3 separate regions of the Homo sapiens genome follow, and all the other regions are linked to region 2. Evidence: chromatin contacts called from ENCODE Hi-C data. All regions are on one chromosome and are shown on one strand. The core of a region is the stretch at or near the end of the contact, and the rest is flanking DNA. Distances in the headings are between cores, read along the strand shown. Region 1 holds the start of FLJ30679 (a long non-coding RNA gene). Region 2 holds the start of BANP (BTG3 associated nuclear protein). Region 3 holds the start of ANKRD11 (ankyrin repeat domain containing 11).

Region 1 (2,824 bases), core at 143-2,642, 1.4 Mb before region 2:
TGTATGTAGCTAATCTAGTGGGGAGGTGGAGAACTTTTGTGTCTAGCTCAGGGATTGTAAACGCACCAATCAGCATCCTGTCAAAACGGACCAATCGGCTCTCTGTAAAATGGACCAATCAGCAGGATGTGGGTGGGGCCAGATAAGAGATTAAAAGCAGGCTGCCTGAACCAGCAGCAACAACCCTCTCCAATCCCCTTCCACATTGTGGAAGGTTTGTTCTTTGCAATAAATCTTGCTGCTGCTCATTCTTTGAGTCCACCCTGCCTTTGTGAGCTGCAACACTCTCTGCTAAGGTCTGCAGCTTCACTCCTGAAGCCAGCAAAGACCGTGAACCCACCAGAAGGAAGAAACTCTGAACACATCCAAACATCAGAAGGAACAAACTCCAGACACGCTGCCTTTAAAAACTGTAACACTCACTGCGAGGCTTCATTCTTGAAGTCAGTGAGACCAAGAACCCACCAATTCTGGACACAACCTCACCTAGAGACAACCAAACCACCCTGCACAGAGACGCAAGAGGCCCCAGGTGAAGAGTAAATGACGTCTCTAAATGCTAAGGACGCCCTGGCCAAATGGCTTTGATTTCACACCACTGCTCACTGCTCGCCACATTCTCATCCACCATGACGCAGTAAGAGAATTTTATTACTAGTGTTATTCATTTAAGAATATTTTGTTTTCCTTTTCTGGACTCCAGAAATATGTCAGTACCTTAAAGTTGGGTATCCTGTGATGAACAGGTCGGGGAAAGTCAGCTAAATTTTGTGATTCCATGTAGCCCCAAATTTGTTCACGTATGTCCTGTTTGGAGACACCTACTGCAACAAAAGATTCCCACTTAATAACATACAAAGGAATTCCAGAGCCCATGCTGAAACCGCTTAACAGTAGTTAAGCGACCCCCGCGTGTAGGTCAAACCGGCTTCCGATCCTGTTCCTGAGCCTCAGTTTCCCCGACCTCAAGGGGCCCACGGGCTCCCCCACGTGCACGGCAGGTGTCCCTCCCGCCTCGTCTTCTCGTTATCTTTATTTTTCCTGACATCTTTCTCGGGATTCCGGGCGAGAGAGCCGCTGGTTCGACCCGAACCCAGCACAGACCCCCTCTGACCTCCTCGGCCGCTTCCGGTGATTCTGCCCCATCCTCTGCCAGCCCCGGTGGCCCCGCCTCGACCCTCACCGGTCCCGGCTGTCCCTCCCCATTCCCAGCCGCCCCGGAGCCCCGCCAGGCCCCCCACCTGCCCTCGGCTCCATGGTGATGCAGTCGCTGTGCGACGCTTCCCGGCGCAGGTTCTGGCGCGTAGTGACGTCACCCGCTCCGCGCCTGCGCGATGGTAGGAGGGGCGGAGGCTGAGCGGGCGAGGCCCAGGCGCGCATGCTCGGGCGGGTAAAATCCGCGCCGGGGACAGTCAGGGATGCTCCCAGGCCCTTCGCTCTTGCTTTCAGCTAGTCATTGTCGAGCGCCGCCCGTGACAGGCGTTTTGCCAAGCCCTGGAGTTACTGAAGTGAACAAGTCCCTGGTCTCTCGGGACCCATTGCCGGTTGAAACACATCCCGCCTCCTCTTCCAGTCCTAGAGGCCGCCTCCTCCGGAAAGCCGGCCTTGATTGCTCCTCATGTAGGACGCGGTTCCCTCCTCTGAGATCCTGCAGACTCTCAGGTGCTCACACGTGGGTGTGCAGCGGATTCAGCCGGCAGCTCTTTAAAGCGGCAGGCAGATGGAAATTCGAGGCCAGCCCAGCCCCGGCGACTGCGCTGCGGACGGCCAGAGGCCATCCTTTGAGAAACACCCGTGGATTCTTACCCTGACCTCTGCATACCCTGAGAAAGAACGAACGTGGCAGCCTGCGTCTGCTTGTCTATGTCTTTCATGTTTGCTAACCTAAGGGTCGAGAAGCGGCTCGAGGAGACCAGGCTGCACAGACCGTCACGTCCATTCCCTCTCTGGCCCCAGCCCCGCGGGAAGAAAACGAGGGCGTTCAGCCTGGCAGTTCATTCACTTATTAGGAAGAAGACATCCCACACCCCCACCCAGCACACACACAGATGTCAGGGACCAGCCACTAGGAACCACTCCCTGAGCGAATGAAGGCATCCCCGTAGCCACGTGCCTGGTACATCACAAGCACTCAAAACGTGGCTGCCACCTTTCGAAATTGCATGCCCAAAACTTTATGAGATCCTCACAACACACTTGGGAAACAGACAAAAGAGTTTGAATGCCCGCCTACTTAACAGATACAGAAAATGGTGTTCCGTGTACAAGCGACTTACTCATGTCTGCTGGTAACTCATAATGTGCCGTTTGACCTCCTTAGGACATAATTAATAATGGTAATTAACAGTGCTACGATATGCCAGGCATTGAGCTTAGCGCCTTAAAAGTCATAGCTAACTATGTTTCACAGCAAACCCTCAGAGGCAAATGTGACCCGCCTCCTACGCAGGAGGCAACAGAGGCTCAGACATGTTAAAGAAGCTTGGCCTGAGTCTCCCAGCAGAGAAAGGGCAGAGCGTGTAGCCCTGACAACGTGCTTAATTGCAACTCCTGTGGGTCCCATCACAACTCTCTCTTCCTATGTGGTGTCCGCAACATTAATACATAGAGACACCGAGGAGCCTCAGTTCTGCTTGTGGGCGGGCCTGTCTTTCACCAGGCTGGCAAAAGCAGTGCAAACATCATTTTGGAGGTGATAAAATAAAATCTCTCACAGAGGTTGGATGTCCTTTCCGCCTTTCATGGAAGCACAGTAGATCTGCAGAGTGTTTTATGCAAGTAGACTTGGTGCCAGTAGTGGAAGTGTGTGCAGGATTCTGTTACC
Region 2 (2,843 bases), core at 118-2,617:
CGGGGTTTCACCGTGTTAGCCAGGATGGTCTCGATCTCCTGACCTCGTGATCCACCCGCCTCGGCCTCCCAAAGTGCTGGGATTACAGGCGTGAGCCGCCGCGCCCGGCCAGCATTTTCTTTTTCCCAGTGAAAATAGCTGCCTCGCCCTGTGTTTGGGAGCTCAAAGGCATTCTTGCTCATTGCAAATAATTGAGGAAACAGAGGCGAGTATAAAGAAGAAAATGAAAGGCAAGGTAATCCTAGATTAGCAGAGGGAGATAACCAGGAATGACATTTCTGGGAACTGCGCTATGGTTTGGGAATTTTTTCCTGTGATTACCCACAAACGCACATTTGCACATTTATTCTACGTGTGCACATTCACGTCATCACTTTTTTTTTTTTTGAGACAGAGTCTCGCTCTGTCGCCAGGCTGGAGTGCAGTGGCGCGATCTCGGCTCACTGCAACCTCTGACTCGCGGGCTCAAGCGATTCTCCTGCCTCAGCCTCCCGAGTAGTTGGGATTACAAGGCGCCCGCCACCACGCCCGGCATAATTTTGTATTTTTAGTAGAGACAGGGTTTCGCCATGTTGGCCAGGCTGGTCGCGAACCCTTTACCTCAGGTGTTCCGCCCGCCTTGGCCTCCCACAGGGCTGAGATTACAGGCGTGATCCACCGTGCCCGGCCGCCATCACTTATTTATATTATGTGTTACCTATAGGACTTATCTAAGACCATAATCACTGCCGCGTGTGCTAAGTCCCGCGCGCGTGCACTCAGGCCCCTCTGGATAGACACTGGGGACCCCTGACCACTTATGTCAGGGAAAACGCCACCAAGCGCTCCGGAACCTCAGGGCAGGACCCGCCGCAGCAGCAGGTAGGACCCGCTGGGGGCGCACAGCCCACCTGAGACATCGTAACTACAAGTCCCAGCAACCCTTGGTGCGGGGACAGGACGGGCCACCGGAGTCCGGAGAGACTACAAGTCCCGGCAGGCATGGCCCAGACGCAGGGACTACGAGTCCCCGAATGCATGGCTCCCAGCTTGCGCAGGGCACCCTGGGAGGTGTAGTAGTTGAGGGAGCTAATGCGTATTCATTCCGTCTCAAAGAAGATGCAAATTCCTCAGACCGTCCACTGAGGTGATTGTTCTCACGCAGGCCATGGGCGTGGGCGAAAAACGGGGGGAAAAAAGCCCTGGGAAGCCGGTACCGTCGCGGAAGAAGGCCGCCTGCGCATGCTCACCAGGAGGCCGAGCGGGAAAAGCGCGCGCAGCTGGCCTCACTGCCACAGGGGTGCCCCGCCCCCGGGCCCGCGCGCCCAGTGAGCCTGCGCGGAGGGCGGGGGCCGAGCGTCGCGGGGAGGGGCTCGCGGCGCCTGCGCAGAGCGGCGGCTTCTCTCGCGAGGACGGACGCCATTATCGCATCTCCCCGACAAACACCACGAGAATTCCGCAGCCCACACGGTAATTGCAGCTCCCGCAGCCGGTCGCGCCTCCGCCTCCCCCTTCCCGCGGGGCGAGAGCGAGAGCGAGATCTCCCTCCTCCCTCCTCCTCCCGCCCGCCGGGCCGCCCGCGCCGCAGCCCCGCCGCCGCCAACCGCCCGGGCCGGGCGATCGCCCCCCGGGCCCCGCTCCCCGTCCCCGGCCGCGCCCCGGAAGAGGGGCTCCCGCTTCCTCGCTTCCGCACCCCCGGCCCCACCGCGCCCGGCGTCCGTTGAGCCGCGGCTGCCGCAGCCCGGCCCGGGGGCCTCGCGCTCCCGACCTCTGTCCCGGGCCTCGCCCCGCGGGAAGGACCCGGAGCCACGGCGGGGAGACTGGAAAGGCCTAGAACCGCGCCCGGGCTCCTCTGGGGCCCGAAGTCTCCCAAGGGGGTCGCTCCTGCCAGCCAGGCGGGAGCGACAGGCATCGTTTTTGTGCCTCCTCCGTGGCTGTGGACCGGAGCCCCATAGCCCAGGACTTGCACACGCAAGGGGCGCTCTCGGGGACCGCAGACCTCGGCGACGACCCCAGCCCGTCCCCCGAGGGGCCCCGATGAACGAGGACCTCGGGGTGCCCCCTCCCCAGCACGTTTGTGCGATTTCTGTGATCTAGTCCTTAAGGAAGGTGGCCGTTTTCTTTTTCCCCCCTAGGATGCAGAAAGTAGATGACATTCCATCCACACTGTGTGAGCAAATTGGAGAGATTGCCTTGATAGAGGACTGATGTTTTTCACTGATGAGATGGTAGGGGTTGTCTTGCTATTGGAGAAATACATCATCCCTGAAGAACTGTGAGCAAGTGGAGCGAGTGTGGGCTTTGAAGGGTAGCGAGCTTGCACCCTGACCGGGGAGGGCCCGGGTCACACAGTTGTTGATGTGGAACAGGTAATTGCCCTGTTTGGAGTTGCCTGTTCTGCCCAGGAATGTACTCCAGGGCCTGATGGCGATGCTGGAACTCGCACTACAGTAAATAATTGATAAGAGGAGGCAGTTGTAGGGTTCACTTTTAGCTGGAAGTTCTTAGGGGACAGAAAAATAACTTGGAGTAGTGAGTGGTTCTGAGTAAGCTCAGGAAACGTCAAATAAAAACTGGATCTGGTCATTTAACACGCAGCTCGCAGATATCCAGTGCTAGAAGAAAACACCAAAACGCGGTAAAATTCTGTATGTGGGTCCACTTCCCGTGTCTGGCGATTAAAATAAGAATATATTCTTGCGATGTTGGATTCTGTCATCATTGGCGTTAATATTTTTATTTTTTTGGAGATAGGGTTTCACTCGGTCCCCGAGACTGGAATGCAGTATCGTGATCTTGGCTCACTGCAGCCTCGGCCTCCCTGGCTCAAGTGATCCTCCCACCGCAGCCTCCTGAGTAGCTCG
Region 3 (2,701 bases), core at 29-2,528, 1.5 Mb after region 2:
AGGGGATGATGAAATGAGGAACGGAAATTAACATTTCAGGCAACGTCTCACATTGTTCCTTGAGGCCAAGGGCTGCTGTTGCAGCCGCCACCGCCACCGCTTTCCTCCCAGCCACCCCCCACACCCGCCCGCCTACCCTCCCCCTAACACCCCCCACACGGCTGCCCGCATTCCTGCCCCTCCTCGGCCTACGCGCGCCTCCTGCAACCCCGACGCCCCCAGGTCCCCAGTTCGCCCTCCCCCTCCGGCTCGGAGCCCGAGAGCCGCCTGCTCTCATTTCAAAACAGCGATAATAATAGGGACGCTGAGAATAACAACTACGACCAGCACGGCGAAGGCGCCCCTCTCGCGGGTCAGAGGTCGGCGCCCCAGCTCCGCAGAACCCGGCGCCCGGCCAGCGCCCCCTGGCAGCCCCTCCCGGCAGCCTCAGGTCCCCAAGACCTGCAGGCCCGCCCCGAAGCCCCCCGTCCGCCCCTCACGGCCGCTCCGAGCCCCCGAGGCCCGCCCCGGAGCCCCCTGTCCGCCTCTCACGGCCGCCCCGGGCCCCCACGGCCCCCAGGCCCGCCCCGGAGCCCCCAATCGGCCCCTCAGAGCCGCCGCGGGCCCCCGGCCACCCAGGCCCGCCCGGAGCCCCCGTCCGCCCCTTACGGCCGACCCAAGCTCCGCCGACCTCCCAGGCCCCCCCCGGAGCCCCCTATGGGCCCCTCACGGCCACCCCGGGCCCCCAAAGACCCCCGGCTGCCCCGAACCCGGACCCGTAGGCCCGCTCCGGGACCCATTATTGGTCCCTCACGATCGCCCCGGGCCCCCAAAGACCCCCGCCCACCCGGCCCCGACCCCCCAGGCCCGCCCGGAGGCCCGCGGCGCAGCTCCGTCGCCGGGGAAGGCCTGCAGGCCGCAAGGCCGCGCGAATGCCCCGTGCCCGCCCCGACCACCGCCCCCAGACCAGCGGCGCCTCTCACCGTGCTCCGAGGGCTGCGCGGCTCCGCGACGGCTCAGCGGCGGGGCGCGGGCGCTGCCCATGCAGCCCGCGGCCGCGTTTCCCGGGCCGCGCGGCCCGAGCGGCAAGGCGGCGGCGGCGGCGGCGCGGGCTCGGGCCCGGCAGAGCTGCGAGGGACGGCGGGAGGCGAGCCCGCCCCTCGGGCGCGCCCACGGCTCGGGCGAGAGCCGCGGCTCCCGGTGCGGACGCTACTGATGGGGCGTCTGGCCGCGGGCTCGGCGGCGGCGCCTCCCCGGCTGGGGCCCTCGGTCCATCGCGCACCGTCTCAGGGCGGCCTCTGGCTCCAGGACCCAGCGGCGGCTGCGGCGGGAGCCGGCCGCATGAGACGCTCCCGCCCATTGGCCCGCCGTATCCGCCACCGCCATTGGCCCGCCCCGGCCGGCCGCAGGGGCTGTGCACGTCACAGCGCCGTGAGTTAGTGCGCTAATGGAGTGAAGGAGAGAGGCGGGATTGACAGCCTCTCTGGCGGTCCGGAGGCGGGACTAGGAGGACGTCCCGGTAACGATTGGGCAGGGTCCTGCGTAAGGGCGCATGCGACACTGGAAGTAGCGAGCAACTGGATTGGCTGCCTCCGTCGCAAAGGAGGGTGGGTCTTGCATTCTCGGGCCTGACGATTGGTCTTTCCAAGTGCCGGAAGCAACAGGGATGTCGTCTGGAAACAAAATCTGGTATTGAAGCGCAGGGAGACAAAACGTCCACCTCTAGAGCCGAGGCGGCGGTTGCCTGTCGCGTGCCCGTGGTCTTCTGCCTGCCCCCGGACATCTCGGGCCACGTCCGGCCCGGCCTCCGGCCGCGCTGCCCTAACGGGCGTCACGGGGCATGAAGAGCTCTGGGCGGCTGCGAGGGGAGGGTACCGGGGCAGCGGGGCGGTCGCTCGGGGCTCCCGCGCGGTGACTCTTGCTCTGCCGTCGAAGAGAACGGCCCTCGGGCGCGTCGCGGCCGCGGCTCCAGAGCCCCTGGGCCTCGCGCTCTGAGAGCCTGAGCCGCTTGAGGAGGCCAAGCGCCCACGAACCGCATTCCCTGCCTTGCTAGTTAGTTCTCCAACACGCGAAAAAGGTAGACGAGGACTGGTTTTCTTTGCAGCTAAAATGAATCAAGCCTCTGGTAAGTGTGGATCCTGTTCTAAGTGCACCTGTGTTCTCCTCCAGAACTAAACCAAAAAGCAAGGTGAACAAAATCGGTGCTCCTTCAGTTTCTTCTTTAGTTCTGCATGTTACTGGGGACTAAGACAACGGGTAAGCAAACTATTTATAGGCCTCAATTTACGAAATAACGGAATTGCAAAGTCCGGAGTGGATAGGACCGTGAGGACGGTCTTTTTTCTTGGGCAACACGCATTATGGTCGAGAGATCAGTTGTTAAACCGCCCCTGTTCAAATCCCAGCCCTACCAGTGACTAGCGGTCACCCTGTAGGCTTTGTCTCTCAGATCTTCAGTTTCTTGGTGGGTAAAATGGGAACTACAAGTAGCACCTATTCTTTTTTTTTTTTTTTTTTGAGTCAGGGTCTCACTCTGTCGCCCATGCTGGAGTGCAGTGCTAACTGCAGCCTCAGCTTCCCGGGCTCAGAGGATCCTCCCACCTTAGCCTACTAAGTAGGTGGGACCACAGTCAGGCATCACCACACCCGGCTAATTTTTTAAATTTTCGTAGAGATAGGCTCTCTGTGTGTTTCCCAGGCTGGTCTTGAAATCCTGGACTCA

The links. Hi-C counts contacts between places; a loop is a spot of excess contacts on that map. Pooled maps may share reads with other maps.
Region 1: a map of CD4-positive, alpha-beta T cell shows a loop between it and region 2 (6-fold over the local background). The contact joins the promoter of FLJ30679 here to the promoter of BANP in region 2. A Hi-C loop is called at or near these places in 1 of 168 maps with a recorded cell type or tissue (CD4-positive, alpha-beta T cell), 1 of 37 single-sample maps with no recorded cell type and 12 of 50 pooled maps.
Region 3: a loop to region 2 is called in a pooled map, with 22 times the contacts of the local background. The contact joins the promoter of ANKRD11 here to the promoter of BANP in region 2. A Hi-C loop is called at or near these places in 2 of 37 single-sample maps with no recorded cell type and 9 of 50 pooled maps.

What each region holds. Positions count from the first base shown.
Region 1 is chr16:86,553,928-86,556,751 of GRCh38, forward strand. It overlaps FLJ30679 (a long non-coding RNA gene), which reads left to right and starts at 1,393. Exons shown (of 1, transcript NR_026674.1): 1 at 1,393-2,824. MTHFSD (methenyltetrahydrofolate synthetase domain containing) reads right to left here and starts at 1,308. Exons shown (of 8, transcript NM_001159377.2): 1 at 1,242-1,308; 2 at 718-824. The coding sequence starts at 1,257. RefSeq lists enhancers at 1-242, 1,211-1,260, 1,301-1,590 and a silencer at 1,165-1,378.
Region 2 is chr16:87,950,067-87,952,909 of GRCh38, forward strand. It overlaps BANP (BTG3 associated nuclear protein), which reads left to right and starts at 1,368. Exons shown (of 14, transcript NM_001386991.1): 1 at 1,368-1,449. RefSeq lists enhancers at 724-1,033, 1,293-1,935 and silencers at 1,224-1,523, 1,534-1,653, 1,684-1,743, 1,764-1,863.
Region 3 is chr16:89,489,283-89,491,983 of GRCh38, forward strand. It overlaps ANKRD11 (ankyrin repeat domain containing 11), which reads right to left and starts at 1,279. Exons shown (of 13, transcript NM_013275.6): 1 at 963-1,279. LOC101930112 (a long non-coding RNA gene) reads left to right here and starts at 1,688. Exons shown (of 2, transcript XR_933895.4): 1 at 1,688-2,104. RefSeq lists enhancers at 1-338, 339-853 and silencers at 135-204, 245-354, 435-484, 1,059-1,538, 1,739-1,828 and 1 more.